4 separate regions of the Homo sapiens genome follow, and all the other regions are linked to region 1. Evidence: chromatin loops called from intact Hi-C (ENCODE). Cell type or tissue: ascending aorta. All regions are shown on one strand. Region 1 has its middle 500 kb from the start of LINC02955. Region 2 has its middle 590 kb from the start of SOX5. Region 3 overlaps ETNK1 (ethanolamine kinase 1). Region 4 overlaps LINC02955 (long intergenic non-protein coding RNA 2955).

Evidence for each region. Hi-C counts contacts between places; a loop is a spot of excess contacts. Peaks named below come from ENCODE experiments on the same cell type or tissue, not always from the same donor. Only the 100,000 strongest peaks of a DNase experiment are listed, where the experiment ranks them.
Region 2: a loop joins it to region 1, with 2.7 times the contacts of the local background. A loop is called at or near these places in 6 of 110 quality-filtered maps.
Region 3: it touches region 1 in a loop (4-fold over the local background); 4 of 110 quality-filtered maps call a loop at or near these places.
Region 4: a loop joins it to region 1, with 2.8 times the contacts of the local background. A loop is called at or near these places in 2 of 110 quality-filtered maps.

Annotation. Positions count from the first base shown.
Region 1 is chr12:23,193,007-23,201,006 of GRCh38, forward strand. No RefSeq gene overlaps it. Among named protein-coding and RNA genes, the nearest start is that of LINC02955, 500 kb to the left of the region's middle. In ascending aorta, no CTCF peak of the experiment used is centred here; a DNase peak (open chromatin) is centred at 4,495; H3K4me3 peaks cover 1,141 bases; H3K27ac peaks cover 2,390 bases.
Region 2 is chr12:23,358,518-23,366,517 of GRCh38, forward strand. No RefSeq gene overlaps it. Among named protein-coding and RNA genes, the nearest start is that of SOX5, 590 kb to the right of the region's middle. In ascending aorta, a CTCF peak has its summit at 3,665 (motif pointing left); a DNase peak (open chromatin) is centred at 1,644; H3K4me3 peaks cover 436 bases; H3K27ac peaks cover 3,420 bases.
Region 3 is chr12:22,679,790-22,687,789 of GRCh38, forward strand. ETNK1 (ethanolamine kinase 1) reads left to right here. Exons shown (of 8, transcript NM_018638.5): 7 at 4,694-4,767; 8 at 5,093-8,000. The coding sequence ends at 5,165. Among named protein-coding and RNA genes, the nearest start is that of LINC02955, 16 kb to the right of the region's middle. In ascending aorta, a CTCF peak has its summit at 4,937 (motif pointing right); no DNase peak of the experiment used is centred here; H3K4me3 peaks cover 262 bases; H3K27ac peaks cover 1,416 bases.
Region 4 is chr12:22,718,976-22,726,975 of GRCh38, forward strand. The region is part of intron 1 of LINC02955 (long intergenic non-protein coding RNA 2955); the gene reads left to right. It also overlaps the pseudogene RPS27P22. Among named protein-coding and RNA genes, the nearest start is that of LINC02955, 23 kb to the left of the region's middle. In ascending aorta, a CTCF peak has its summit at 3,973; a DNase peak (open chromatin) is centred at 4,019; H3K27ac peaks cover 2,224 bases.

The sequences.
Region 1 (8,000 bases):
TAATAATAATCATGTTCAATGAAAAATTGTCTTCCTGCCAATCACTCATCTAAGTGAAATATTTAAATTATTCAGTCCTTACCACCACATTAGGAAGTTGGTGTTATTATCATCTCACTTTGTGGAGGAGGAAACTGAGGTATGGATGGGTCAAGTAACTTGCCCAAAGTCATATAGTCAGCAAGTGGCAAATGTAGAATGTGAATTCAGACAATCTGGATCCTGAGTCTGTGTTGTCAATCCTTACCCTGCACACACAAAATACACTAAGGCAAGTGCCTGTACCCCAGCCAGCCCACACTGCCTTTTGGTGATTACTGTAAACTGGCAAGGAGGAGTTTGGGCATTTTCCTCTGATTACCTTCTTTGGCCATAACACAGATCGCACCCGTGAAAAATTGCTCCATGCTCTTCTACATCCAAGGCCACTCCCTATCTTCTGGGAGGCACCTTGGGTTCCTCTGACTCCCTCTATTCCACATCCAGCCAGTCACCAGATCCCACAGATCCCAAAGCACTTTTTCTCTCCGTTCCCGGTGTCCTGGCCTTGGCTCCAGCCTGAAACACTTCCCTCCAGCCTAGCTCAATATGTGCCTGAAAAATGTCGGTGTCTTATTGACCTGCTCCAATCCCTCCTCCACATTGCCACCAGAACATCCTCCTAACATAGAACTCTGACCATATTGTTCTTCCACCTGAAGTCCTTTTATGACTCTTCAGTGGCTTCAAAGAAATCCCCAAGCTTCTTAGCCGAGTCATGCAAATGCCATGACCTGCCCACTTATCTCTAGCTATTTCCCCATACAGACTCCATCCTTCATTTCCACTCTACTCTTTCATTTGCTTAAACCTGCCATGTTCTTTTATTCCTCCATGCCTTTATGATGCTATTTGTTCCCCTTGGAAAGACCTTCCCTCTTTTTTGGTTCTGCCTGTTAAATCCCTATTCATCCATTGGAACTCTGGCCAAGGACCATGCAGTCTGGGAAACTTTCTCTGTTACCCTCCATTTCACTCACAGAATCTGAGCTTCATCGCCTCCCTTCCCACTAGTCATAAGTGTGTTAAGGGAAGGGTCTATGCGTTATTTATCTTGGTAACTCCAGCTTTGAGTGGACAAGCTAGTTAAATAGAGAGTGATTGCTTTGCCATTATTGACACAGCCTTAATAACTACCTGCCTACAAAACAAAGCTAAATATAAAAACCCTCAATGGCAAAAACAAACAAACAAACAAGCAAATATAATGGAACTAGAAGATCATCAGATTAAACTCTTTTCTTTCAGGGGATTCTAGGAATGATGTACATGAAGAATAAGACTGTGTATCCTTTTCCCATAGTTAGAAAATGAACAACCATCTAAAAAATACAAATCTTTTGTACTGATAAGGCCCTCATATCAATCATTCAGGACCTAAAACTGAGACATTAAAGCATATAAATATTTACAAGAATTCTGCATAAAGGCAGAAATAGCTGGTTATTTCTAAGCCTTAGAAGGCATAACTATAAATATTTTTCACAAAGGAACCATATACAAGGGAAAGAATTCAGCCAACTCTTGTGGATGGGTGAGGTCACTAACTAGCTTGGCTACCCTCTTTTGAGAAACACTTTAGTACTTTTGGGGTGTGGTCAATAAAAAAAAGAACTTAACTGAGATCAGAAGATTGAACAAGGGTGATTTCTTAAAGATTTTTCTCCTTCCTTCTTTGGTGCCAACTTTTTAAACACGCGTTACAATTAAGTTGTAATTGCTTATTTCCCATGTCTGAACAAGGCAGGTGGTTCCCTAATATTGCATATTAATCCTAATTCAATTTATTGCCTTACAAGTAAAATTTGGCCCTAAAATGAGGATGGCAAGTAAAAATTCAAAGTTGATCACTAATGTTATTTTTAATTATTGCTTTAATATTATTAAAAATTAAATTCCAGAGTTGTATGAAGTGTTTTCCCATAACAGTTTTAAGTAAGTGTTTCTTTTCAGCACTTCTATCCTAGAAATCCTAGCCTAGGTAACTGAAGCAAGTTTACAAAAAATAATGCATTGGCAAGAGAGGTAGAAGTTCAAAAATCTAATTTCATTCCCTCATTTGGCTGAAAACCCAAGCTCATCCTTATCACAATTTCATCTTTTGTTCTCTTCATCTTACCTGTGAACCCCATATACTCGCAGCTTTGGGGCATAGTCCCAATGTTCCTTGAGCCTCCCTCATCAACTTCTTCACCACTGTCCTGCCTGAGTTTGGCCTTGTTTTCGCCCTGGTTACCAATGCAATTTCAATGAGAAGGTAAATGAATTGAGAACATGCACTCCGGGTGAACAAGGGGGTGCTGGGCATGGAAACTTCATGACTCCTACAACTTGCAAAGGGCACCTATGCCTTTTGAAATTATGAGAAGACTTAGAAATGATGAGAAAACATAGCACCCCACAAGCATGGACTTGGGAGGCCATATGGTTGGGACAGTGGGGAAGGTATCTAGTGCTAGTTGGAACACTTAGCTTGTCTTTTCCCCAAGGCCCGGGTGCTGGTGGGAGAGATGAGGAAGAGAATGAGTCATAGCAAGGCTGAGGTAAGAGGCCCCACAGTTGTCCTTGGAGAAGCCAAAGAGGTTCAGGTCAGAAGATGGATAACACATTTTTCTTTTATTTATTTATTTATTATATTTTAAGTTCTGTGATACATGTGCAGAATGTGCAGGTTTGTTACATAGGTATACACGTGCCATGGTGGTGGTTTGCTGCACCCATCAACCCATCATCTACATTAGATATTTCTCCTAATGCTATCCCTCCCCTAGCCCCCCACCCCCCAACAGGCCCCTCCCTGTGTCCATGTGTTCTCATTGTTCAACGCACAATTATGAGTGAGAAGATGCCATGTTTGGTTATCTGTTCCTATGTTAGTTTGCTGAGAATGATGGTTTCTAGCTTCATCCATGTCCCTGCAAAGGACATGAACTCATTCCTTTTTATGGCTGCATAGTATTCCATGGTGTATAGGTGCCACATTTTCTTTATCCAGTCTATCATTGATGGGCATTTGGGTTGGTTCCAAGTCTTTGCTATTGTAAATGGTACTGCAATAAACATATGTGTGCATGTGTCTTTAGAGCAGAATGATTTGTAATCCTCTCGGTTATAAGTAATGGAATTGCTGTGTCAAATGCCGTTTCTGGTTCTAGATCCTTGAGGAATCGCCACACTGTCTTCCACAATGGTTGAACTAATTTACACTCCCACCAACAGTGCAAAAGCGTTCCTATTTCTCCACATCCTCTCCAGCATCTGTTGCTTCCTGACTTTTTAATGATCGCCATTCTAACTGGCATGAGATGGTATCTCCTTGTGGTTTTGATTTCCATTTCTCTAATGATCAGTGATGATGAGCTTTTTTTCATATGTTTGTTGGCTGCATAAATGTCTACTTTTGAGAAATGTCTGTTCATAGCCTTTGCCCACTTTTTGATGGGGTTGTTTGTTTTTTTCTTGTAACTTTGTTTCAGTTCCTTGTAGATTCTGGGTATCGGCCCTTTGTCAGGTGGATAGATTGCAATAAAATACCTAGGGATTGCTAGAACAACATTCTTGCTGTTCCTCTTGTCAATGGACTGAAGGCAGATCTGGCTGTTCACACACTATGGCTATAGCACATGCTTTTTTGGAGCGCTGGTCCTCTGTTCTTTGAGTGGATTCAGATTGCACATTGAAAAGCAATTGGATTTTCCTGATTCTTCCTCTTAGTTTCCATCCTATTCCTTTCTTTTTCAGCATTTCTATAAATTTGTGATTTCATTTTTGTCCATTAACCCACTTATTGTCTGTATTCTGTCAGGATACCGTAAGCTCCATAAAGACAGAGATCACCGAGTATCTATAGCATGGTATAGTCCACGGCATATTGTCAAAAGTCAATACATTTTTGATGATGAAACATGTAAATCATTTATTTCATCAAAAATAGCTAGGGAGTCATTATTCTAATCTAACAGGCCCCAGTTTCTGGTACCTAGGACTGGCTTCCCCACAAATGCTGTATGGTGACTAGAACCTACCGGAGGTGCTACGTAGGACACGTTACAGACACAGGCCCCGTCTTCAGCATGTTAATGATCTAAAAAACCTAGTGCAAACAAATTTCACATCAATGCATGCTTAGTATGGATTAAATCCATTGTGCTTCTGGGACTGTTTTGGAAAAGTGTGAGAGCTCAGTCTTATTGATCTCCATGATCTTGAAATCCCTTATGACCAAGAGCTGCTGCTGCAGATTATTCTCTTCCCTGGAGTCTCTCACATTTCTCGATGTGAGTGTGTGAAAAGGTTCAAGCATCAAACAAAGTCCCAGTTTTACAATGTCTTGCAGATTAAAAAAATAAATAGATTAGGCCTATTCTATTACAACCAGGAATGGGAAGTAGCTATTAAATCATTCCCTGAAGGTATTTTTATTTTGTTGACTCATGAGAGTTGGCTCTCGCTCCTCCAAAGCATGCTGGAGCCATATTTGGAGAACTTGGAGCTGGTGAGTTTACTTATGTGCGGAAAATATTGAGATATTTTTTACATTCTTTGCTAAATCATTTTGGTTTTTTTAAAACAATCGGTACTCCTCCTACTTTTTCTTGCATTTATTCATATAACTAAATAAAGACTTAGCTCCGTTTGTCAGTGAACTGAAACCAACATCATGTTTGCTTTTTAAGCAAAATCATAACTTTCCATCTCAACACTGATCTCTTAATGAGACCTTTTGAGAGCAAATAATTGCCATAGTCATGTTATCTGAAGATGTCAGAATTCCCACATAAAAGTTGTTACTTAAATTAAAATAGTGCGTTGACATTAAACATTAATAACACAATGACAATAAAGATAAATAATTCATTTTTGTGACACAAAACCCCTAATAGGTTTCAAAACCTGGGTATTCCCAAGTCACATCCAGTAATACCTATGCAAACTTAACATATTAAATTAGCCTGGAAATCTTGTAGGCAGAAAAGAAAAGCTGCCCTTCTGAGCTTTCTGCTATTTCCTGCCTCTCGTCAGGCTGGAAATGTTTGAGGACTGCCTTTCTCCTGGTATTTCAACGTGCTGGCTTCTGGTCCCAGATGGAACCAAGAAAAGCAGAGGAGTGTGAAAAATAAAAATATTTTCAGTGTTGTTAACCCAACCTTTTAAAGTCTTAAGAGATTTCCTTTGGATTGGTAAAAGAAACTATTAGAATTTAGGGGTGCTGCTTTCCCCCCAGGCCAGATAACACATGTTCTCTTGTTTCTAATGTCATAAAATATACCTGAAAGTAACTAAAAGTCAGATCATCTGCAGGTTCAGCTGAGCGATTTGGCTCTTTAAAAAATTATTATTCTTTAAGTGCAGATCCTTCCCTGTTCATGGAAGTTTCTAAAAATGTCTAGTCCTGCTGTGCAAGCGCAAGGGTGAGCTCTGTTTAGGGCCTGTAAGGCTCATGGTCTTCTAACATCTTGTAGCAGGCTCATTGCACATCAGAAAAAAACAATGAAGGTAATAGTCCTATCTACACTATAAGAAAACAGAAAGGAGACTTGAGCTAGGTCTTCGCCACAAAATAGACTAAGGCAAGAAATGCGGATTTCTCAAAAAATAACCAACCAACATTTTTTAAAATCTCAATTATCTTCAGAATTTTTATACCAACACAGATACGCCAGCTATCTTTATTTGCTTTTTTAATTCTTTTGAATTAAAGTTTCTGGATAATAGTTATTTTGATTCTTCTTATTTTATCTAGGGGAGCCAAGATGGTCACTTTGAGCACCAGAGGTTATAAATTTTTTTTAAGAGATGAAGAATCTAAGCCCTATCGAGTTCTTACTGAGTACTAGAGATTGTCCTAGTCACATGTATGTATTATTCTCTTTTAATTTGGAATCACTTCTGATTATACGAATAGTACTGCTAACAGTATGGTAGACTGAATAATGGACCTCAAGGATATCTACATCCTAATCCCCAGAACCTTTGAATATGTAACCTTACATGGCAAAAGTGACTTTGCACCTGTGATTAAAGAATCTGAGACAGGGAAGTTACCCTGCATTCTATGGATGGGCCTAATTCAATCACAATATTCCTTATAAGATGGAGGCAAGAAAGTAACAGTTAGCGAGAGAAGATGAGACAACAGAAGCAGAGGTCAGAGATGAGAGAAGTATGCTGATGACTTTGAAGAGGGAAGAAGGGACCACAAGCCAAGGAATGCAGGCTGCCTTTAGAACCTGGAAAAGGCAAGGAAACAGATTTTCCCCTAAACCTCCAGAAGGAATCAGCTGCTGATATTCTGACCTTAGCCCAGTGAGATTGACCTTGGACTTTTGACCCCTGGAACTGTGAGAGAATAAATTCACTTCATTTTCAGTCACTAAATCTATGGTAATTTGTTAAAGCAGAAAGAGAAAACTTACACAAACACTTGTTAAATGTTTTCTATGTTGCACTCACTGAGCTAATCACTTTATATATTAAGCCATTTAGTGTTAAGAGCCATCGTTTAATTTTGACTGGTGAGAAGGATTAAGAATCCCTGGGTGAATAAGTAGTGGTACTGGGATTCAGTACTGGGGTTCAGTGCTGGGATTCAGTGAGGGTTTACCTAATATTTGCATCACTTGTACTTAGTGAAATAGCAAGATCAGAACTCTATTAGTATTACTGGGATTCAGTGAGGGTTTGCCTACTATTTGCATCACTTGTACTTAGAGAAGTACCAAGATCAGAACTCTATTACCATTTAAAAAAAAATTTAAAACTCTGCAAGGCCAGCATTTTTTGCATTTATAGATGGGAACATTGTAGCTTAAAAAGGTGAAGTAACTTGCCAAAGGTCATGGAACTAAAAAGTTGGAGCCAAGGTTTGAATAATAGACAGTCCACCCTAAATTCATGCATGTAATCACTACCGGAATGTAGAAGTATCGCAGGCCTCAAAATACCATTATGAATCACCATAGGGAGGAAAGCTGCCCATCGGTCAAAAGCAGTTACATGGGTTGTTTCATGAGAAAGAAATAAACTTATTTTGTAAACCACTGAAAATTTTGTGTTTGCTATAGCCATTGATGTTAGCCTAGGTAATAAACATCAACACAGTCTGTTCTTTCTTCAATCCTTTGACTTTCCTGAGGCCTGTTCTACCCAATCTTTGTGTATCACTGAACATTAATACAACTATACTATAGAATCCACAGTTCACACTGAAATTTAACTGGTGGTTCCAACGTTATCCTTCATAGTGTTTCCCCTGCTCCGGGATCCAATCAAGGAGCATGCATTGCATTTAGATTTCATCTCTTTTCAGCATTCTTAAATTAGAAATGGCCCCTCAGCCTTTCTTTATCTTCCTTGGCCTAATATTTCTGAAGAGTGTATTTGGTTACATTTTAGAATATGTCCCTTCTTTTGGGCTTTTCTGTTTCTTCTCGTGATCATGTTCATACAAGGTATGGTTAAAACTATAAACAAAAGCAAAGATCTCATAACATTCCAAATGTGAATATTAAATACAATCAGGCACTAGATAATTTACGTTAGGACCCTCACCTATCAATGGGAGTATTCATTCAAACTCTGAAACTCATAAATACAAGGTAAGTGTGCCATTGGAGATTTCTCAGTAATTTTTACAGACTCTCAACTTGACAAAGATAAATAAGTCTCTTGCTTGTGTTGGATTTGCTTTTGCCTAGGCTCCCTAAAAAGCAGAGCCTGAGTCAAGGGTTAAGTGCTGATGCCTTATTGGGAGCCACAAATCCAAGGAAGCAAGGGTGAGACCGAGGCAAGGATGCAGAAAGAATGGGAAGCAATGTGATGTGGTGCATTATGCTCAGCCTCCACTTCTAGATGAAACTCAGAGACCCAGAAGATTACTTAGCGGGAACGTCTGCTCAGCAGCACACATGATACTTCTCTGGACAGACTATATGTCAAAGCCTCAGGGCAGTTCACAAACT
Region 2 (8,000 bases), 170 kb after region 1:
CTTGCCCTAGATGACCTATGTTCTAGAGCTCAGAAGACATGGATTTTTGTCCTGATTCCTCCACTGTTTTGATTAACTAGTGCTATGTAACAAATTACCCTTAATCTTAAGGGCTTTAAAAAATTAAATTTCTTATGATTCTGTGGGTTGGCAACACTTAGCTGAGCCCAGTCTGGAGGGTGATAACCTACGTGCTGCATTTATCAGGGGGGTCACCTGGGGTTGGGACACTGGGTCAGCTGGATGCTGTCTCTCTCTGTGATGTGTCATAACAACTCCCTCTCTTTGTGGCATCTTCATTTGATCTCTTTTACAGCGTAGCCAGACTTCTAAATGGGGTTAAGGGATTCCAAGAGCACAAAAGCAGAAGTTTCCAGGTCATCTTAAAGCTTAGGCCTGGAAGTAGCACAGTGTCACTTTTGCCAAATACTATTCATTACTGTGAGTTGCAGATTCAAGGAGAAGAGACCACACTACTTTATCACAAATAGTGTAACCTAAATAATTGTTTCCTCAAGTGTCAAACTAAGACATTGGACTATGTTAAAGTCCACCTTTAATAGTTCAAAGTTCCCTGAGCTGTTCAATACATTATTTCATGAAAATGATCTCCAAAACCCATAAAGTCTTAAGCTTATTTTCAAATCCACATTGAACATCTTTGATGTCTGATGGAATTGGCAGGCATCTCAAATGAGCACATTTTTAACTGCGATCTTACTTTTATATCTGCTCTTACCCCCATAGTCCCTATTTCAATTGATGGCACCTCACACTCCTAGTCATCCTTGTCTGGAAACTGGAAATCATTCTTGACTCCTCTTCCCAAAAACATCCACTAATCAGTAAGTAATAACCATACAACGAAGAAGGTACTATGATTATCCCCACTTTTTAAATGAAGAAAATAAGACACAGAGAGGTTATAAACTGCCTAATGTCACAGAACTAAGCAGAGAAGCCTTGTTCTTAATTATGATGTTGTTCTAGGAACAGTGACCTCAACAGCTCCCAAAAGGATGAGAAGATTTGAATTTCAACTTCATTATTGTAAAGACATGAATTTTTTTGGAAAGTATAATAGACACACTTAGATTGTGTAAGAGATAATTCATAAAATTTTTCAGTTAATAGTGTAGCTCTAGGAGCATGACTTTAGGAAAAGAATCAACTGGCCATCTTAAAAATACTTTGTAGCCAATCATCACACACACAAACATTCACGCGTGTGCACACACACACACACACATATCCCAGCACTTTGGGAGGCCAAGGCGGGTGGATCATGAGGTCAAGAGATGGACCATCCTGGCCAACATGGTGAAACCCCATCTCCACTAAAAATACAAAAATTAGCTGGGCATGGTGGTGCGCACCTGTAGTCCCAGCTACTTGGGAGGCTGAGGCAGGAGAATTGCTTGAACCCAGGAGGCAAAGGTTGCAGTGAGCTGAGATCACGCCATTGCACTCTAGCCTGGTTACAGAGAGAGACTCTGTCAAAAAAAAAAAAGAAAAAAGAAAACCACATTTTGCTTTAGTTAACTTATTAATTATATGGAGGGGTATAATATAAATTCTGTTTCACAGATGAGGAAGACTAAGATGTTCACGTTAAATGACTCAGCCCAGGGGAGCTGGCACTAGAATCAAGTGTAGAAACTGCTAGCAATGAGTAGCTAATAATTAATTAGCTGAAGGAACTGGACATATGGCCTAGGTTAAAATTATTCAGAAGGCCATGATGCTGAGGTCAGACTCTCAGTAACACAATTAATCTGTTACTTTGTATCTATTTTAGTTAAAACCATTGCAGAAAACTGAAGAATGTTAAGCAAGGATCATGTGCTACAAACTTGAACTAAGAAATAGTTTTGAAACTATTTTTAATACAATGTTTGTGTTGGGGGTGTAAGATAAGGTTCCTGAGACACTTGAAGTATATATAAAGGCTTTTCTGGAAATAAGGGAAACTATTCTTGGAAATGTTTCTTCTCCTGAGAGTGAAATAAATCAACAAATTACTATTTAAAGCATGCGAATAATCCCCTTCCCCCAACTTTTTCAAATTGCTTGTTATGGCTTTGCATATTTTTTTCCACAATTTTTCACTGCCAAAAGAAAAATACCACATTGGCAAGGATAAGGAAATTTTCCTTGCAGCCACTGAATGGTTACAGTGTGGCTTGTCACACTCTCTCTCTTCTTGTCTTCTGGCTGCCGTTTGACAGTAGGACCCTCCCTTAGGACAAGGAAATAATTTCTTCCATCTTTGGTGTCTCCTGATGATATATATCAAAGACAATCAGGAAAGAACTTCACAAAGACTTAATAATCACTTATCTATATGGTTTCCCCAAATTCATGAGCTTTCGTTTCACTCAAAGATTGCTTAACTTCCTTAAACATTCCTCAGAGCTGCCCTCTGTTTGTGGTTCCCAATTTCATCCAGGCTTAATGTAAGCTACCATTTAGTTTATATTACCTTCTCCTCCATCCTAGCCTTCTGGCAGTCCATAAGTCTACTATATCTAAATTCATCCATTGCTTGCTATTAAACTCCACTAAATTTATATGTCAAAAATACACATTCATTACAACGAAAACAGAAGAATACAGAAATGTCCATTCCTCCTACTGCCCCAAATTAAGTGTGGAACATTTTTTTTTCTTGCCACATATTCATCTAAAGCCAAGTCATGAGGAGACAGCAGAAGAGGGTTATGAGGATGCTTCGATCTGAGGCTCAGCGTAAATTGTCCACTTCACAACCCTATCCCAAGTGACCCAGTCAGAGTGCTTTCTCATGACATTTCTGGCCTCATCCCAGGGAAACCATAAAATCTTCTGTATAATGCGTAGTTCAGTTGTGTTTTCATCTAATAGAGATAAATTATCTGAGTTTATATTTAGGAAAACAGAAACATTTTACTAATATATTTGGTCCAAACTCTAAAGCCAAAAAAGAGTGAATAAAGGGATCATCAAATTTTAGGGCTGAAAGTGACTTCAGAGAGTATTATAGTCCAAGTCCTAAAGATCCCTCAAAAATCCATCCTCTGTTGTCTTTCTCCACTGTTACTGCCTCCATGTCAGTGGTGTCATCTCCCATGTGGGCTACCGATTCCTCTCCCACTTTCCTGACATCAGGCATCACCCCCTCTCCCCGCCAACCACCCCCCCGCCTTCCACCACCACACACACGCTCGCTGGCAGAGTCCTTTTACTGAGACAGAGGCCTCACCTTATTCCCTGGCTTACAAATCTCCAATGATTTGCCATTCCCTGTTGGATGAAACCTAAACAAAACAGCGTAGGCTTTCCAAACTGTTCCAACATCCCTTACAAAGCTTATCTCTATCCCCTTCCTTCTACCCTATGTTCCGACAGGCCAGACATTTCACTGTTGCCCCAAAAGCATCATGGCTCTTCACAACTTCTCACCTTTGCACAGACTGTAATCTCTGTCTACCTGCCCTCTCCTACTCCTCCCAATAAACTCTTTATCTTTAAAGACCCAAATCAAAATCTGTCTTTTTATGGAGCCTTTACCATTACTCACAGGGCAAGTCGGTGTGTAGTGACTCTATGCTTCACTACCACTTTGTACATATATGTCCACAAGACCACCTGCCATGCTACATCAGGACTGAATTTACCTCCCCCTACTGGACATCCAGCATAGGGGTCGTATCTTTCTGTCTCGCATCTTTCTGTCTTGATTAGTGCTTGCGTAGCAGAGGCACTATACCATTCTCTCTCTCTCTTTTTTTAATATTTAAAATTTTAATATTTGAAAAAAAAAAAGGAGTCTCGCTCTGTTGCCCAGGCTGGATTTCAGTGACACAATCTCGGCTCACTGCAACCTCTGCCTCCCGGGTTTAAGCAATTCTCCTGGCTCAGCCTCCCGAGTAGCTGGGACTACAGGCACCTGCCACCATGCCCAGCTAATTTTTTGTATTTTTAGTAGAGACGGGGTTTTGGCGTCTTAGCCAGGATGGTCTCGATCTCCTGACCCTGTGATCTGCCCACCTCGGCCTCCAGAAGTGCTGAGATTACAGGCATGAGCCACCGCGCCCAGCCAGCACTATAGTTTTCATTCATTCATTCATCTTCTGAATAAACATGACTGATATACACAGTGTTAGTACTGAAGAACATATCAGACATGGCTTCTGCTGTCATATAGATTATAATTAAGTTGGGGAGACAGACACTAGACAAACACAAATGAATATACAATTACTGTCTGTGATATGTACTTTTATAGAAAAGAGCAGAGCACAAGAAAGAGAATAAGGAATGGATAGAATAGCTAATTTAGATGGGGGGTGTGGGTGGCAGGAAAGATATCTCTGAGAATGTGGCATATAAGCTGGAATCTGAAGGATGAGGAGAGGGTAGCCAAGAAAAGAGTGAGAAAAAGCCTGTGTGAAGGTCTCGAGGCAGGAATGAGCTTGTGAAAGGAATTGGAAATAGGTCCAAGCAGCTAAAACCGATTGAGCGAGGGGAGTAGATGGTGGAGAGGCTGGAGGGACAGGCAGGGCCAAATCACAAAGGGTGGGGAATGTATCAGAAGTGCCTTGGGAAGCCCTCCAGGTGTTCATAAATGTTGAATGTAAGTTCCATGAACAGAGGGCACATTACCTTTGGAGTAACAAAAGACTTCGTTCCTCAGAGATACTGGATGAGAGTTGAATTGAGCTAATGCTAGGATACAGGGCCTGAGCAGGGAAGAAGTTATCACTTATTCTTACAGAGTGAAATTATTGCAAGTACCCCGTGGCAAGCTGACTTTATTTGTCACCAAGACCTACAGTTCCAAGTATCTGAAAAATTATGAATCACCCCCTTATGACTGAGAAAAGCATGGAATATGTCCTCAAAGGAGCAATATTCTGATGAAGTACTAGGTCACAAGTGTTGTATAACTAGCACATAATAAGCAGCACAGTAGACAGAGATCTTCACTCTAATTCAAAAAGTCACTTCCAACTCAATCTGCCTAAGATGGAACATACCCTCCTCAGTCTCCCAACCTCCCATTGCTACTTATGTCCGTCAGGCCTCCTCCCAGCATTCCATGTCTCAGTGCATGTCAGTCCCATAAATTCCAGATATCAGCACTGATACTTTCCTGGCCCTCATCACCCATAAACAATTCATCACTAATTCCTGCTTATTTTACTTCCTAAAGATCTCTCAAATCTGTCAACATTCCTCCACCTCCACCACCATCACAGTTAAAGCTGTTATCACCTCTTGCTGAAACCACCTTTGTAAAATGATGACAGGATGAGAAATCTGACTCTATCTTGCTTCTGATCTCCAAGCTGTCCTTGGTCATTCCTGGGCATAGACCAAGTTAACTTTGGGGGGAATTTAGTTGATAGTTTAACGTGAAAGCAAGGGTGATAAGAGTTCCTCCTTAAAACTCACCCCATCTTTGCTCAGGGACCAAAAGCCACTTTTGTAAGACTAATCAAAGTTCTCAAGAATAGGATTATGGGAGGGGCCTGAGCTCTACAAAGATGTAGGTGTAGCTTCTATTATCATTTACTACTCAGGAGTCATGTGGCCAGAGGTCACAAGATTTGTGACTTCCCCAATCGCTTCTATAGATAACATTGCTATTGCAGAACCTAAGATGGGCTTTTTGAGATGTTTTTTGGACTGACCCCACCTGGACTCATGACTCATGGCTCAACTCATCCTGTGTCACCACCCAGAGGCTGACTTGGTGCATGGGGACAATTTTCTACATCCCTCCGATTTCATCTCTGACCAGTCAGTAGCACTCATTCCCTAGCCCCCACCAAATTGTCCATAAAAACCCTAACCTTTGACTGTCCAGGGAGAGTGATTTGAGTGATAACTCCAGTTCTTCTATGTGGGTCAGCTTCGTGTCAATAAAACTTTCTCTACTGCAATGCCAGGGTCTCAGTGAATTGACTTTGCCTGTGCAGTGGGCAGGAAGAACCCGTCAGATAAATACATTGCCTGGACTTCTGCAATAGCCTACTAATGGATCTCCACTCTCAACTCTTCAACCCTCATATGTTTATTCTTTATCCCGAAGTCAGAAGAAGCTCTAAAAATGCAAGCTGGTGGCCAGGCATGGTGGCTCATGCCTGTAATCCTAGCACTTTGGGAGGCAGAGGTGGGCGGATCATGAGGTCAGGAGATTGAGACCATCCTGGCTAACACAGTGAAACCCCGCCTCTACTAAAAATACAAAAAAAATTAGCCGGGCGTGGTGGCAGACGCCTGTAGTCCCAGCTACTTGGGAGGCCGGGGCAGGAGAATGGCGTGAACCCAGGAGGCGGAGCTCGCAGTGAGTTGAGATCATACCACTGCACTCCAGCCTGGGTGACAGAGCGAGACTCCATCTCAAAAAAAAAAAAAAAAAAAAAAAAATTCAAGTTGGTTCATCCTCACCCTTGCCAGTGCTTAAGACAAACTTGCAGAACAAAGTTTACTGTGTACTGTGACTTTGGATACACTAACTTGTCTAGGTTCTGTGTGTTCTTGCTTCTGTATACCTTTCTAGCTTCATCCTGTCTTAAGTTTCCCCCAGCCTCTGTGAGCCTGCCACATTGACTGTCATACAGTTTCATGAAGGCAGTGTATTCTATCTTTCCACCAAACCTTTATACAAAATGTTCCATCTGTTTGGAAAGATCTACCCACTCTTTGCCTTGCTAACACATATGATTTTCATAGGTCAGTTCAACCACTACTGAACTAAGTAAATCTTCCATTGCATCTTTAACTATTGCAAGTCCCCTGGGTCAATCTGAAATCATCAGAAGAATTAGAACCCAATTTAAAATAATTTACTGAAGCACAAAGCTGATATACACATCTGGGTAACACAGACTCCAAAGGAATGAGGTCAGTGCTCAGAAGCTGAAAAGTTAAGGTCTTGCTTATATAGGCAGAAAACAAAGAAATTTAACAGAATAACACATTTCCAAATAAGGCTAGTTCATGAATTACAGCAACTTCATTAGTTACAGCTTGTTTTCTCTTTTTTTTTTTTTTGTTACAATTTAACAGAGTATATTTAACACTCCATCTTAGACAATGTGATTAGTTGTGGGGTCTTTGTATAAGGGAAGTAAGAGGGAAGTTAATCTGCAAGGAAGATCAACAGTTAAGAGAGAAGAAGTCTTCTCTGGCATCGATTAGTCTTTCACAACATCTTAAAAAACAATGTAGGTAAAGAAAACACTAGTCTATAATCAGTGGAAATAAGGTTACAGTTCTCTAGGTTATAGCTGCCTGTCACATCACTCAAGTTTCTTAATTATATTTCTTTAAGGCTCAAAATAATTTAAAGATACAACAGCTTTGATTCTGAATTACTTATTTTCACACCTGTAGTACTTTGTCATAGAGCTCTATGTACCCACCTTGCATAACCTGTAGTTGATGTTTTAGATTTGATTAAGGTGTATGTCTCTCACTATACCACAAATTCTAAATAGCATAAATCCTGTCTGCCTTGATTCTTTATTACATCCTGATTGCCTAGAATGTGGTAGGTACACAAAAATATCTATTTATTGAAGAAGTTAATGCTTATCAGTAGAAAATCATTGCCTGGGTGAAATGAAGTGCTCCTCTTCCCCACTCTGTGCTTTACCAGCCTCTAAACCTGTTTCTTCTCTGGGGTCTCTAAGAGACCTCTTAATAAGTCTGGGAGGAATAAAACTCTCCTCTCACTCAATTTTTTAAAATTCATTAACATACGTCTGCTGATTTCCTATACTAAATATCAGGTAATTGTACCATTGCTGAGTTTAGACAATCAACTTATATTCACTTACAGCGATGCAGAGTTGACCCTCTCCATGCCCACTCTTGCCCCATTTTTCTTGGTTCTCTAGCTTCCCCAGAATGCATCCAGAGATGACTTTCTAAAATGAAAAATTACCTAGCTCCACAATTTCACTCAGGTTAATGTACAAACTCTTTCTAAGGCCTTTTATGAGTTGGCC
Region 3 (8,000 bases), 510 kb before region 1:
TCCTGGATTCAAGCAGTTCTCTGGCCTCAGTAGCTAGGAGTACAGGCGTTTGCCGCCACACCCAGCTAATTTTTGTATTTTTGGTAAAGACGGGGTTTCACCATATCGGCTAGGCTGGTTTCGAACTCCTGACCTCAAATGATCCACCCACCTCGGCCTCCCCGAGTGTTGGGATTACAGGTGTGAGCCACCTCACCTGGCCATATTCTTGAAGGGTGGAGGAATACATACATCATTTTAAAGCTGTGTGACAAATTCTCTTTTTGTACTGTCTTGCTCAGTCTCTTAATCTGGCTCCTCTTTCCTCCTCTTCTCCCAGCCCTCTTACATGTTAACAGTATTCCCTAGTGTTCTGATTTGGGTCTACCCCTTCCAAGTTCTGTTCTTGGTTCCTAAAATGTTCTTGATTTCAGCACCTTCTCCTTTTATTTTTTACCTTTGATTGAGGACTGAATCTCTTGCCAACATTAGCCTTTACTGGTCTCTTTGCCTTCAGTTTTTTTTGTTGTTGTTTTGTTTTTCCTGTCTTTCATTTATTCTGTATATTAAAAAAGTGATCCTTTCTAGTAATTAGAATTTAATTAATTAGATTGTGTCACTTTTCTATTTTATGGCTCCCTGTGACCTACAGAATGAAATCCAAATGACAGCATCTGCAAACTCTTATTTCCCACTACTTCACACGTCCTACTTCTGCTCTAGCAGAGTCATTTTGTGCGGGCATACTCCATGATGTTGCATGTCTGTGTACTTAGAAGCTTATTCCTTCTACCTGGAATGCCTTTTACCCTGCATCTCTTGGCAGATTTCTCTTATTCCTTATGGATGTGTCTTAAGTGCTGTTTCCTCCTTAGATAGTTTATGAAGCTGCTTTGATAAAAAGAAAAGCAGGTCTGAATGATAAGATCAGGGTATACATGTTTTGAAATAGTATAAATGGTTAGTAAATGTTGATTGCTCAGGCCATGATACAGACTTCTAAAGATTATAACATTTCACTTGTCATTGATTGTTTAATGTTGAGATGGTGGCAAACAAAAGTAGGTATATGGGTTATAAAACCAAACAGAGTATACGTAATGGCTTTGTGGAGCTTTTCTTCCCCCGCCCCCCCCTCCATTATATGCACACTGGGGATTTATTTTAGTTATTTATTTACCATATAAAGCTTTGAATATTTCTTTGCAACAGGGGTAAGTAGTCTAGAAATTAAAATACCCTTTAACAGAGAGACTTACATATCCATAACTTCCAAATGTGAAAGAGATAGTATAGTTACAGAATTTATTATTTTTTTGGATGTACTTGTATTTTGGGGGGATGCAAATGATGAATGGGCTGTTTTCTGCCTTTGTTTCTCATCCATTTAGAATCTACTGTTATATATTAATTTATCACTTTTCCCCCTATAAAAATGGTTGCCTACACAAATGAGATTTCAGTGAGGTTTTATGGATAATGCTTCTCTAGTGTAGAATCGTTTAGTTAATTTATATAAGTATATGAATAAAAACTGATTGAGAAATATAGTTACCATCTCTGCTTGACAATGGTGAGAAGAGCTAAGTTGGTATGTTTTTAAAATGCAGAATGACTCTTGATTTCTCAGTCTTTTCCACTACAGAGCAAATTTAGTAGGAAGAAGAGATTAGGATACCATCTATAGGTGATTTTATATCAGCGTAAAATATGCAAGGCAATTTAGACTAGTGGTTCTCAAATTTTTCAATCTTAGGACCCCTTCATACTTAAAATGTTTTTGAAGACCTCTACAAGCTTTTGTTTTTGTGAAATAATTAACAGTATTTAACATATTAGAAGTCAAAATTCAAACATTTAAGTATATATATATATTTAAAATAAACTCATTACATTAACGCAAATGCCATAAATAGAATACTATTTTTCAAAACAAAAAACAATTTAGTGAGAAGACTGGCATTATTTTACACTTCTGCAAATTTCTTTAATGTCTGGTTTAATGGAATACAGCAGGATTCCCGTATCTGCTTCTGCATTACATCTTTTGTGATGGATTGTTTCATTTCAAGTATATGAAAAAAAGTTTCACACATGCATGTTGGAAAAGAGGAGTATTTTGCCTTTTCAGATAATTGTGGATATTCTTTTTTGATACTAGACCAAAGCTCAACAAGTGATAGTTTCTTAAAGGTTAGTTGCCATGAATAATCTGAATGTATCAATTAATTTTTTACTCTATTACATTAAAATCTACTGGTTTATCTTGCAGATTGAATGATTCTTTTACCTGTATGTGATTTTGTAATTTTAACTTATTAGTTATTTGGAAAATAATTGATTCATTGAGTTGTATAGATCTTCCAAATGTTGACACATCTCATTATAAGATAGCTAAAGATCACATATGTTGATATCACCACCAGTGTCATCAGAAAAACTTATAGTACTATATTGAGAAGCTGTTAAGCTCACAGAATCACATAAAACTTTTCTCATGTTCTAATTTTAGGGTGAAAACTTGAATTTTATCATTGGCAACAAATATTGTCAGTTATTTTCACTGAAATGGCAAGTTATCTTTTTTATAGTTGAGAAAATGTCTGCCAAATACTCAAGTCTGATAACTCTAGTTTGATAACTCTAGTTTGTATATTAGTCATTTTTTTCAAGTAAAAATTGTGTCCCATTAAAAATGTGCAAATTCAACTCAAAAGTCAGTTACCTAGGTGTTTTTCCTGAGACATCCATTGTACTTTGGATATGCAGTAGACGTGCTTTATATGTACTGCCTATTTCCTCCCACAGAATACTAGAGCACGTACTCCAGGGTAGAGATTTAATAAAATTAATAGTTTTAATGGCTTCACAAAGGACATTCTTTAGTGACATTGGCTTTTTACTGTTATTGTGTGATGGTGAAGAATAAGACTATTACACTAGTGTGATTTGCTACCACTGCCTTGACTTAAGGTAACAGTAGTTTCACCCTCACTGCTTTTGAACCATTGGTGCAAATGTTAACATAGTCAAAAAGGCAAGTAACATATCAGTATAATTATGAAAGTAATTTTGGGCCTCCGAAAACTCCCATGGGTTCATCGACCACTTTAAGAACCTCTGATGTAGACTTTGAAAAGAAGGAAGTCCTCTAATTTCATAATTTCATTTCTCAATACCTGATATACTTTTTTAGATAGAAGACCATTTTTGAAAATCTTTATCATTTTTAATCATTCTGGTTTCATATAGTAAGAATAGCTAGCATTCTATTGAATATTTGTTATATGCCAGCTATAGGTACTATTATGACCTACATTTTACAGATGAGGAAATAAACGCACCACGTGAAGTGCTTAAAGCCACACGCCAGAGCCCAGCTTGTTTTTTTAACTTTTATGCTTCATGTGCAAGTGACTTTAGTTGTTTAGTCTTTGCTACATTGTTTATTCTTTTCTATCTCTATATCAGGAAAGAAATTATATTCCTGTTCTTTTTTTTTTTTTAAGAGACAGTGTCTCACTGTGTTGCCCAAGCTGGAGTGCAGTGGCATGCTCCTCACTGCAGCCTTGAACTCCTGAGCTCTAGTGATCACCAGCCTCCTGAATAGCTGAATAGTTAGTGGTATTTTTTTGAGGAAGCCAAAAACAAAGTGCAGAGTGCTTTTTAAATAGAGATCTTTAGGTTGAAAAATTTTTTTTACATGTATTATATCCTTTAGTCTTTAAAACAATCCTGTGTAGAATACAGAATGGCTAATATTCCCATCTCGTAAATGATAGATCTGACACTAAAGTTTGTGACTTATTAAAGGTTGCAAAGGTACTCAGAGATAGAGCCTGGACTGGAACCTCTACATCTTGTAATTCAAATTAAGAATTCTTTTTGGTATACTGTGCTGCTTGGTATTTTTAAATACCAAGGTCATGGCTGTTGAATACTTTTTTGTTAGAGCCCCTTTGTTACTGTTGCTGTAATGAATTTAGCTGAAACAAAAACCTTGTCTTTAATACTGTTTCTACTTAGAATATTTCTAGTTAGAATATAGTATTTCTTGGGAAGTGAAATCTTGTTCAGATTTTAAAATATTACCCTGTTTAACTGAAAATAGATTGTAAAGCACACATAATTATTTTACAGTTACTAATTACATGCTAATTTCCCTGTAAGTCCAAAACCCATATTTTTCCTGACATAAGTTGTGTTACTTTATGTTGTGGTCTGTTATGCAGAATTAAGCCAGTAAGATCATTTTCAGATGTTTGTCACCCCTAGAACATTTTTCACATTTAAATATATTTATTGCTTGTGAGATTTGGATTTTCTTTTGTGTTTATATTTGTATGTCAAGAAACAAAGGCCTTTGATATAATAATGTGTAAGCCTGTTAGCAATTATAACCATTAAAAACACTAACATCTATCAGTGCTGATGGTAAACTTTGCTTTATAAAAAAGCACATCACAGGAACTGGCCTCTATTTTTCAAGTGATTATAATTTACCATAATCTCCTTTGGTGTTGACGAAAGTGATCTGTAGCCATCTAGTGGGTGCAGACGTCAGTAGGATCTAGGTTTTAGACGCTTTATATAAAAAGAACAGCAAGAAAGTGTGGTGCATGGAGTTGATTTAGAGGATAGAATTAGCAATTCATATGTGTTTTACAGAGAAATTCATTATCATAATTTTTGATTTTTCTTTCCTTCTTTTAAGGCTTCTCATTTCTTTTGGGGATTGTGGGCTTTGATTCAAGCCAAATACTCCACTATTGAGTTTGATTTCCTTGGGTAAGTTAAATTTTATTATATGATTACATTGGTCTCTGCTTTTGTTTGGATTAACATTAAGAATTCACAGGGAATATTGTAGTTATTTGCAATCAATTATAAAAGTTGTATACACTTAGTAATTGGTCTGTGAAGAAATTGCTATAAGCTGTTAAGTGCTCGCAGGATTAGAAAAGTGTCCAGTAGGTGGTGCAATAAACTAAAAATATGTCCTTTGAAAATCTTAAACTTTAAGAAAACCAGCTTAGAGGACTGAGTGAAAATAAGGGAAGGACCAAGTTTTTCAGCTTTGACTAATTTTTTTGTTGTTCTCTTTTCTCACTAGGTATGCAATTGTTCGTTTTAACCAGTACTTTAAAATGAAGCCTGAGGTTACTGCATTAAAAGTGCCTGAGTAAAGAAGAGATTTAATTATTCTCCAGTAGCTGAGCAATGCTTGTGAATCTTTTCTTAAGAAATCCCAAAAAGCCAATATTAGTTAAAATTCTGTTGTTTAATTTGGTTATCTTGCTTTATAAATTATGCCTCTAAACAATCAAATCTATTTTTGAAATAGACTGAATGATGTCAAGAAATATACCTACTGCTATCCGTATGTGGTGGATTAGAAATGTGTTAAATCTGCAAAAGGTATAAAGATGTCAGTTTAATTTCTTTGATAATTTAACCTATGTTGTATGTGAATTATTTATTATAAACTTAGCACGATTCTGTGACTGTTTTTCTCTGTTTCACGTTCGTTGAGTGTAAGCAATGAAAATGTCCCAAATAAGTTTTTTAAGTTTTACTTTAATAAGATTAATTTCAGTAAACATTCTAGTTGTTCAGTGTAACCTTTTTATCTTGATGCATTGTAAGTAAAATGAATCATTTACTCTTGAAATGCCAGTCATTGACTGATGTAGATAATTTAGGATTTTCATATAAAAATAGCTGTTTAGGAAGGTGAAATACATTCACTGTCTCTGTTGGTGGTACATCTTGTTGAATTCAATATTAGAAAGTATTTCTTTTTGGGGTAATATAACTTAGAATTAAATCCCTGTTTCTCTATGTAGTCTGGCAGTATAAATATAAATATTTACCATATAATCTTGGAATAAGTATTAGTTAATGTTACCAAAATCTGTATTAAATAATGTTTTCAAATGCTAAATATGGTCGTTACTATTTTCAGTTTTAAAAATTTTATAGTATCAAATTGTTTCTAACCAAAAATTTCCTTTTACTTCTAGAGATGCTTTATGTTTTTGATTATTAAATAGTCACTAGTATTGCTAATTTTTGAAACAAATACACAAAATTTATCATATGTAGAAATAAGAAAATATTGTTTAGGTTAATTATTTTTTACCTATCCAGAGTCATTCCTTACATTTCAGTTTCATGTTTCATTCCTCACATTTTAGTTTCATGTTTTAGTTTGATTCTATGTTTTTAGACTGATAGCAAATGATTACTTGATACATGTAAGTTCAGCGTTATATGTTGAGGCAGTTATATAATTAAATAAGGAACACTTAGGGCATTGATCTTGTACACTTAAAATCTGACAAATGACAAAATGTGAATTAAGCATAAATAGTCATGGCAGGAGGGCTTTTGTTTATTTCTCTTGTTTTTGTTTAACTGTATTTTTAATTTTGTCTGGTGGTAAGAGGGAGGTAATTATTGTATGGAAAGAAGTTAGATCTTTCAGATAGATAAATAGGCTTCAGGTTTTGAAGTCTGCTCTGTGTAGTTGAGCAGTCATGGTTAACTTTACTTAGAAAATTAGTCTGACAAGCTTTGCACTTCGGTCACATAAGTGCCCATGTACAAAGTTGGCTTACTGGATCTGCATATTCAAAATATGCAACTACAAATTTATCCTCTGAGAAATCTTCTGAGGAGTCTAATGTATTCCAAATGACTTAATATTCTCAGACAAATGCTTTAAAATACTTGGATTATCTCAAGATTTTTGAAGCTAATAAAGTAAATAGAAACACAGGCCATTTTAAATGGTAAATTCTAGTTACATAAATATAATCTTAAAGTATGTTTGTATCTGTAACAGTGTTAGACCAGATTTGGTTTCTACCTCCCCAATGTTATAAATGTTCACTTTTGTTTTTATAAACCATATTACTGTAAGATCAATAGAACTTTGCCTAGTTAAGTGAATGGAACCAATTAAACAACTAGTAGCTTTTTATAATGTTAGTGTGAACTTGAAAAATTGTTTTTGGTGGAATTTTTGTCTGTGGTTAGAACATTTTCATAAAACAGATAAAGAATGTGTAATACTCTTAATTTTTTTTTTTTTTTTTTTTTTTTTTTTGCTTTCTGCCTTCTAAAGTGCAACAGTATATATCTTGTAGAACTGTGGGAGGAGAGAAGATAATTTTTCTACCTTACTCCATATTCTTACTTCAAACTATTTTGAATAGAGGTTCACTGAGCCATTGCTGATAGACTGTGCATAGCTACTAGCTGTCACACTATTGTAGGTTTTTTGGAGAGATTCATAGGGAAGTGAATGTAACCAGGAATAAAGGCTCTCACTTTAGCTCTGGGACTATGCAGTGGATCTTGGGAACAAAATAAGATATCTAATCTATTTTCCCCATTCTGGCTAGATTTTGGTTGTTGTGATGCTCCTACTTCCTGTATAGGTTTTTGGGATCATGGTGCAGGCTAGTAATAGGATTCAGAATTGCTTCCCTTTTATATCGACCATGTAAGGGATTCTAAAGGAGGGTAAATCTCAAAGTGCTCTGAAATCATCCCTCTAAAATCTGTCCTGTGGTGTGCTAAGATGTCTGTTGCCTTTTTATGTTAAGCTAAGGAACTTGAATGCCTTACCTAATAACTCAACTAGTAGTAAGCTCATTTTGTAAATATGAAAATGGCTGTAAGAAGTGGCATTCATGTATATTCAATGTTAGTCAATAGACCATAGTGGCCTGGATGCTTTAACAAGCCAAATTCCGCAATTTTTTTTCCTTTTTTCCCCTTCATACTTGTATGATCTCACCTGACCAGTGATTTCTTTTCCTCCTAACCCCATGCTACCACCATTTTCTGGAAATCAAAGAGATGTGGTAGTAAATCATACAGTACACACGATCATCTGAGATCAATATGAGCACAAAACTCATCAAGTAGGTCTGCCTGGAATGTATATAAAAAATGTAAATAAAAATTTGTAAATTAGTGTGAACTGTATCTTGCATATGAGACTGTGTATT
Region 4 (8,000 bases), 470 kb before region 1:
TCACTGCAAGCTCTGCCTCCCGGATTCACGCCATTCTCCTGCCTCAGCCTCCCGAGTAGCTGGGACTACAGGCGCCTGCCACCACGACTGGATAATTTTTTGTATTTTTAGTAGATACGGGGTTTCATCTTGTTAGCCAGGATGGTCTCGATTTCCTGACCTCGTGATCCGCCTGCCTTGGCCTCCCAAAGTGCTGGGATTACAGCAGTGAGCCACCGCACCCGGCCAATGCCTAGGTTTTTATATGCTTCTAGTCCTGGGAGTTGATGGTACATTCTGCATAAAAAACCCTTGTCAGCTTAACATTGTTCATCCTGAAGCTGACCTATTATAGATGTCCATTTGTTTGTCTTTACATCTCAGATGAAGCAAGCACCCACAAAAAGGTTCGTGTGTGTGTGTTTGTGTTTGTGAGTGTGTGTAAACTTTTAGCTCTTTTAGTAATTCAGAGCTTCTGTGAGTTACTCTTAGAAATCTTCTTCAAATAAAATCCTTAACTTCCAGCAATGAGCACAGGTTAGAGCTAAGGTATCTAAACTGAGACAAATAAGCAGTATGAAAGAAAACTGGGAATATGAGGATTTTAAAATTTATTTCAGCCTTGGTGATAAGCAGACATTCTTTCTCTTTGTCTAGACCTTCGTATTAGTCAGCCATTGCTAAAATAATGCCGTATACCAAACTGTCCAGAACTCAGTGGCTTACCACAAGCGTTAGTTTTCTTGGTTCATAGGCCTGCAAGTGTTTTGGGGTAGATCTGCTTCAGGATGTCATTGGTGAGCCTTGGCTCTAGGCTCCAGGTTGAGTTTAGGTTTGCTCCGTATGTTTCTTCATTGTCCTTGTCCAGCACCAATCTCAGGAATGCAAGATGACAAGTCAAATTACACAATTTACAAAATTAGAAAACAGACTTTACTCTTGTATTTGTGTGACATGTGTTAACATCTCATTGATCAATGCTAGTCACGTGGTCAAGCCCAATATCAATGGGGTGGAGAAATGTACTCTGCCCACTACAGTGCATCAGAAAGTTACATGGCAGAAGGCAGTGAGTGAAGACCCGAGAGCAATAATCTAATCTACCACAGCCTTTCATATATGATGATTAAATGAGATAACATTATTATGAAGTGCTTAAAACATAGCAAATGCGCAGTAGGGTTTTTTGTTACTATTGTTATTATTTTATGTAAGATGAAGGTATTAAACTAGTTGATTTTTAGAATCCTCGATATATTTACATTTTTATGATTTTGTTTTTCAGTTTACCATTTAAGATTTCTTCTCTTTTTCCTTCTTTGTCCCTCTTTTTCTTTTCTATTATAATATAAACAATAATAACTTCAGCTTATACTTCCAGATTTTGGCTTTAATTAACAAATCTCTTTGGTATTGGTATGATTACATTCTTGTAATCTTTAATACCCTTAGAATCTTTAACTGCTGTAAAATTCAGTGCTGTGCCTGGTTGAAGAAACATGGGTTGTTTATTTACTCTTCCGTGTCTGCACTGGTTGAATGTTACGTTGTGCAGAAAACTGCTTTTGATTCAAACAGGCAACATGATTTCAGACCTAATTACTACAGAAGTAATTGCTCCTTGGCAAATGGGGCCTGCCAGTCTGCCCAGACTTTGAATGTCAAAGAGCCAACTGGAATACAGGGCATGTTCAGATCCTCTAATGGAAATCCATTGACCGTCTTGGTGTGACAGTCCAAAGGACTAGGGCTTTAGCCATCAAAATGTAAAATGGGACTCTCCAAATCCCTGTTTCATCTAAGGCCTCCAGATAATAGTTGCACCATGTAACATTTTGAGAAGATGGTGCTATAAACTGATTTTGCAGATCACCTATATTCAATCTGTGAAAGAAATGGAAGAGATCAAAAGATACTGATTGGAGATTAAAGAAAAAATCTTAGAGTTTTTAGTATGCTGCTGATACCCTGCCTTCATGGCTATGGAGTAAGAGGAAGAGGCTTCCTCCTCACCTAAAGTCAAGCAAAATAGGCTTCCCAGGGATAAATTGAGGTTTCTGATAGGATTCCCTGCTGTTTGGGGGATACAGTGGACTGGTATCTGACACATGGTTAAAGCACCTAAAAGCAAGATGCTCTGGCCAAAGCTTCCTGCTTTGTTGGTGCGACAGGGAATGACACGTGAGTCTTTTTCATGGATCAAATGTGAGCAACAAGTGAGAGAGAAAGCCATCCTTAAACTGCCCTAAGCCCTGCCCATGTATCTGATAGAGGGAAGGCAAGGAGACCTCAATAGAAAAGGCTGAAGGTGTACAGTGAAAGTCAGGTGCTCAGGGAATTGTGAATCACCAGCTAGAGGAAATGAATCCACCTAGTTCTGTAGGTGAGACATCTCCAGCGATGACAGGAGCTCTTCAAAGAACGCTTAATGCATCTCATGAGCAAGAATTAACCAGCCAGGGGGAAAGAGGGTCAGGTTGCATCAATATTGGTCAGGTAAGACCTTTCTCTCTGTAACCTTACCTCTCTTCCTTTCCTACCCCGGCCCCTAGTCCCACCTTCAATCTTGCATGGGGGAAGGACGCTTATTGAGTGAGGGAGAAGAGATGGAGAAGCAGGAGGGGAAACTAAGAAGAGGTTGAAGGTGCAGGCCCAAACTGGGGGAGGAGATCCCCAGTCGGAGAGGAGAGAAATTTTAACTTTAAACTCTATGGTTTTTGACTTGACTTTTAATTGTAACATGAGACTCTTTCAGGCAAAATGATTTTATTATCTGAAAATGCCAGGAAAAACCAGTTTCACCTTCTCAGAATTTCTTCCAGGAGCAGAGGAAGAACTTGCCCCATAGAATGAACCAGGGTTGAGGTGGGTGTTGATAACAGTTGTTTTATATTTGCACCCAACTAGTTCACACTATCAGAGCGAGAGCATTTTGTTTTGTTTTGCTTCGTTTCTCTCCAGGCAGTTCCCTGACTCTCCATTCCAAAGACAGTGTTTTTCAATTCCTACTCACCCCGTGTACTATATTCCCTCTCCAGCAGAAAGCACGGAAGAAACTTGGAGGTAGGAGCGGAGGATGTATGAAAATTGAAAAGTTACCCAACCAATGACTTCCATTTCTAGCACCAGCACCTCATTTGAAAATTTCTCCTACAGATAGACCATTAAAGATTCCTTTAAATAGTTCCCCAATGTGACCATCAGAATCACTTGGAAAGATTTTTTTTAAATGACGTATTTCCCTTTCTGGTGGTGACTACATATCCATGAGAACATGCCTCTCACAAAAGACCTCTTTTATCCCTCTCCAGAAGAGGAAACACAAGGAGTGCCTGATGCAGAGCCCCAGGCACTTCATGGATATGAAATACCCAGGATGCTATAAAATCGCCAGGGTCTTTAGCCAGGCACAAACAGTAGTTTTATGTGTTGGTGGCTCCACTGTTCTCTGCCAGCCTACAGGAGAAAAAGCAAGCCTTACAGAAGAATGTTCCTTCAGGAGGAAGCAGCATTAAATCACCCTCTATCAAGATGAATAGGAACCATCTTGATAAGCATATTCTGTATTTAAAAGGAATTACAGATAACTATGCTCCATCCTGGATCCACTGACTGAGAATCTCTGGGAAGTTTAGGAAATGTCTTCTAAATCTTTTGAACAATTGTGGCCAACTGGGCTACAAGTTGGGCATTTGGGAAGATGGGTGGGACATTTTGAGGGTGCTGGAATCTGCGGTAAATTTATTGCTCTGAAAAGACCATGTATTCAGGTGAAAGGAGTCAGGCGTAAAGAGTTTTTGCTGTTTTCTATTTTTTCCCCCTTCATCTTTAGAACATTTAGATTGCTATTTTAAGTCACTGGATGGATGTTAGAGTGTTTACTGGATTGGTCTTTTTCCACTGTATTGGAATATTACTTCTGTTCTAGTGGCTTTTTGGCCATCTGGTAATTCTGTGGATGGGAGCAAAAATGGAAAACAGAGGGCACTATTAGCCCGCAACTCCAAAACATAACAGTTGTCTGACTTTCCACCAATCCTGCCAAAACTAGGCCAATGACAATATTGTTTCTAACCCACATGCCTCCCTCAGGCCAATTTGGAAACCCATCCCTTGTAGCAGAACAAGTCTGTCACTAAATGGAAAAGGATCAATAGGTTAAAAAATAAAGATTAGGTCCAGGAGTTTTGCCAGCATCAAGAAATATGCTCCATCAGGAAAGCTGGGTGTAGGAGAATAATAATTCTAATTTTCTTTGTCTTTTTCTTTGGAACTCTTTGCAGTTGTTGAATAAGGACCAAATGAAATGCAATGCACTGCTTTATTAGTGTTCTCTTAGCCAGTATACTAATTATTTTTCCTGACAAATGTCTGTGAAGAGGGTGTTAGAGTAGCCTGATTTATGGCTACTTTGCTTTGCAAGTCATATGCTCATGTTAGGAAAGCACAAATAGAAGAATATTTTAAGTGCCAAAAATATGAAATGTTAAACTTTATTTTTGAGTGACTTTATTTTTGTTCTTGATTTAGAAGCATTAATATATTTTTTTGACAACTGAACAGTGAGGGAGATCTTTTGGCTGGTGTGAATTCTTATAGGCTAGAGAGAAATACATTTATCTACTTCTTGAGTTTTGAGTAGGTTGTTGAGAAATTTTAGATAACGTACCTTCTATACCCACTTAGACACTGGGAGATAGGGGGACTGGGGAATGGCATTTTATTGTACCCAGGTTGAAGGACAAGAATTGGTTTGTTTGAGGGGTGAAGGAAAGAAGGTGATAATTATTCTTAAATGACTGAAGGGTTGTCATAGGAAAGACTTTTGCGATGCTCCAGGGGACAGAACTACAACCTTCTCCTTCACTGCCCATACTGAGTTGATTACTAAATACTGATGAGAATCTTATTTCATATCTCTCGGATCTGTTGATTCATCCACATCCTCACTTCTGCTACCTTAGCCTAGACATATTTTCTCTTGCAGGAGGAGGGAACAGAGAGAGGGCAGGAGGAAGAGTGGGGAAGAAACTCATACACTGTTTACAGGTATCCTCTTGTTCTTTCTTATGTTTTCTCTTTTCTCTGATTCATTCTCTTTACTTCACTCAGAATAATTTTTCAAGTCAGAAAGCGAATCATGTCACTTGTTCACATAATATTTTCTACTGACTCCCCATTGCCTGGGGAATAAAGTCTGAGCCCCTCATTGTGATGTACAAGTCGCTTCTTAATATGTGTCTTACAGATTTTTGCCAGTCTTAGCATCTACTCCACAACTTTAATTTTGGACATACAGAGCTACTAGAGGTTTCCTAAATGTCCTTCTCTTCTATGCTTCTGTGCCTGTATCCATACTCTTCCTGGTACCTGGAATGTTGTTTCTCTTTTGATTCCTATTCATCTTTTAGGGCATCCTCCTCCAGTTTCTCAAAGCATTCTGTACATCCATACATTGGCATTTATTAATTCTGTCATCAGACCCTCTGTCCCTACCTCCAGGATACCGTGAGTTCCCTGAAGGCAGTTGTGTCTCTATCCCCAGCTCCTAGCACAGTGTGTTTCTGCAAGAAGCTCTGTTGAAGCTATTTACAGGAGGATTTCATCTTAATGTGGGTTAGAACTTTTAATCAATTATGGCTGTTCAAAAATTGAAGAGGCTGTCTGATACAGAGGAGGTGCTTAGCAAATAAGTAGAATATTGAATGAGCTGTGAACACTTGAATTTTCCTATCACCAGGAAGTACTCAAGTCAACTTAGACAGGCTTATTGAAACACTGTAAGAAGTGTTTCATGATGAACCATTGAAAAATTTCCAAGAGTTATTGCACTGTACTTTTACTATATATATGTGTAAAATACACATGCACACATGTATTTTGAGCTATATAGATCAGATTATATAAGAAGTATAAAATAATATATATTTTGTTATATATAATTTTGTATATAAAATAACATATATTTTATGTTATATATAATTTTATATATAAAATAACTGATTTTTTCCAGGTCATAATTCTTTCCCTTTTTTCTTGTTTGAAGAACAGTCAACTGTGAATATTATCTAAGATATTATTTTTCTTACTTTCAGCACTAGGGCTGTTTATACCTTTTCAGTTCCCTTAAACAAGTCTTCAGGGTAATTCTGGCTGCTATTGACAACTAAAGTACCTACATGATGGGAGCAGATTAGAAAAAGTAAATAGTTTGGAGAGGAAAAAAAATCCCATATTTTCTCCTCAAAGTTAGAGAAAAAGAAAATTATGCAAAAAGGGAAAATATGTAAGTCTCATAATTTTTAAGACTAACATATATGACAATTTATAAAATTATCTCTTTGAATATAGCACATTATGTCGCTTTATTGTTCATCCAACTTATCAAAACATCACAAGTTATATAGGAAAGGTACTACCAATTATTATGATGTGTCCCTCAGTATAGGCAAATACTAACCTTGACATGTAGTGGTAATCTTGATACTATCTTTGAGATAAACCGTATGTCCTGAAAGAAACTTGTCTATACAAGGTCAGGATAATATTACAGACAGGCACAATGGAGGTATAATTAGAGATAGATGAGGTGACAAAAATTACAAAGTCTCAAGCAAGACAAGTTTATTTCTCCATCATATAAGAGCGTGGAGAGAGTCCTGGGAGAGTAGGTGACTGCTCGAAAAACATATTCAGCCAACCATGTTCCAACTGATACTTTGCAGTCTGTGCCTGGATCACCTGGAGGGTTTTTCTTTTAAAACACAGTGCTGGGTCCCAACTCCAGAGTTCCTGACTGAACAGTTCAGGGGTGGGGCTTGAGAATTTGCATTCTCAAGTTTTCGGGGGAAGCTGTTGCTGCTGGTCAGGGAAGTACACTTGAAAATGCACTACCCTATGGTGCTGTCCTCATCTGGACCAGCCCATGGGAAAAGAAAAACAGAAAAAGATATGATCTGGAGATAATGCACACTTTTTTGCTGAGATTCTTTTAGGCAGATCAGAGTCAAATGGCCTCACCTATCTCCAAGAAAAATAAAAATGCAGCAGCTTCCATTATTAAAGGGAAGAAGAAATCATTCCAATATTGAGTCTTCTGACATGTGAACAAGATATAGCTCTCCAGTTATTAGGGTTTTCTGTAATTCTCTCAGCAATGTTTTGTGGTTTTCGGGTACAAGTCTTTCACATCTTTTATCAGATTTATTTTTAAGTATTTCATAGTTTCGGTGGTATTACATGTGGTATTTTTAATTTTTGAGTGTTTCTTACACATATAGAAATACAATTCAATTGTCATTCTCTTCAAATTGATCTAAAGATTTAATACAAATCCAATTAAAGCTTAGCAGGTCTCTTTTTGGGTCAAAATTGACAAGCTGATTCTAAAATTCATGTGGAAAGGCAGAGGACCTAGAATAGTCAACATGAAGAAATTGGAAGGCTAATATCACCTGATGTCGAGATTTATTATAAAGTAATCAGTTATGGAGATGGAATATCTAGTAAAAGCACTGTTGAAGTAGAAATTATCACTATTACTACATCTTTCCTTCTTCTTATTCTACCCTCAGACTCTCAGGGCATGAATACTATGGTTTTATGGACTGAATGTTTGTGTCCCCACCCCCACACCCCCATTTACATGTTGAGGCCCAAAGGGTGGGGTCCTATGATGAGATTAGTGCCCTTATAAGAAGAGGCACCAGAGAGCTTGTTCTTTCTCTCTCTGCCATGTGAGAATACCATGAGAAGCTAGGCTGTCTCCAACTCAGGAAAAGAGACTTCACCAGAAACTGACCATGCTGGCATCCTTGTCTCAGACTTCTGGCCTCCAGAAATGTAAGCAAATAACTTTTTCTTGTTTAAGCCACACAGTCTATGGTATTTTGTTATGGCAGCCCGAGCTAACTAAGACAATGGTAAAGACATAAGGATAGACAAATAGGTCAATGAAACAGAACACAGTACAGAAAAAGACCCACATATACATGGACAACTGATTTTTGACAAAGGTGCAG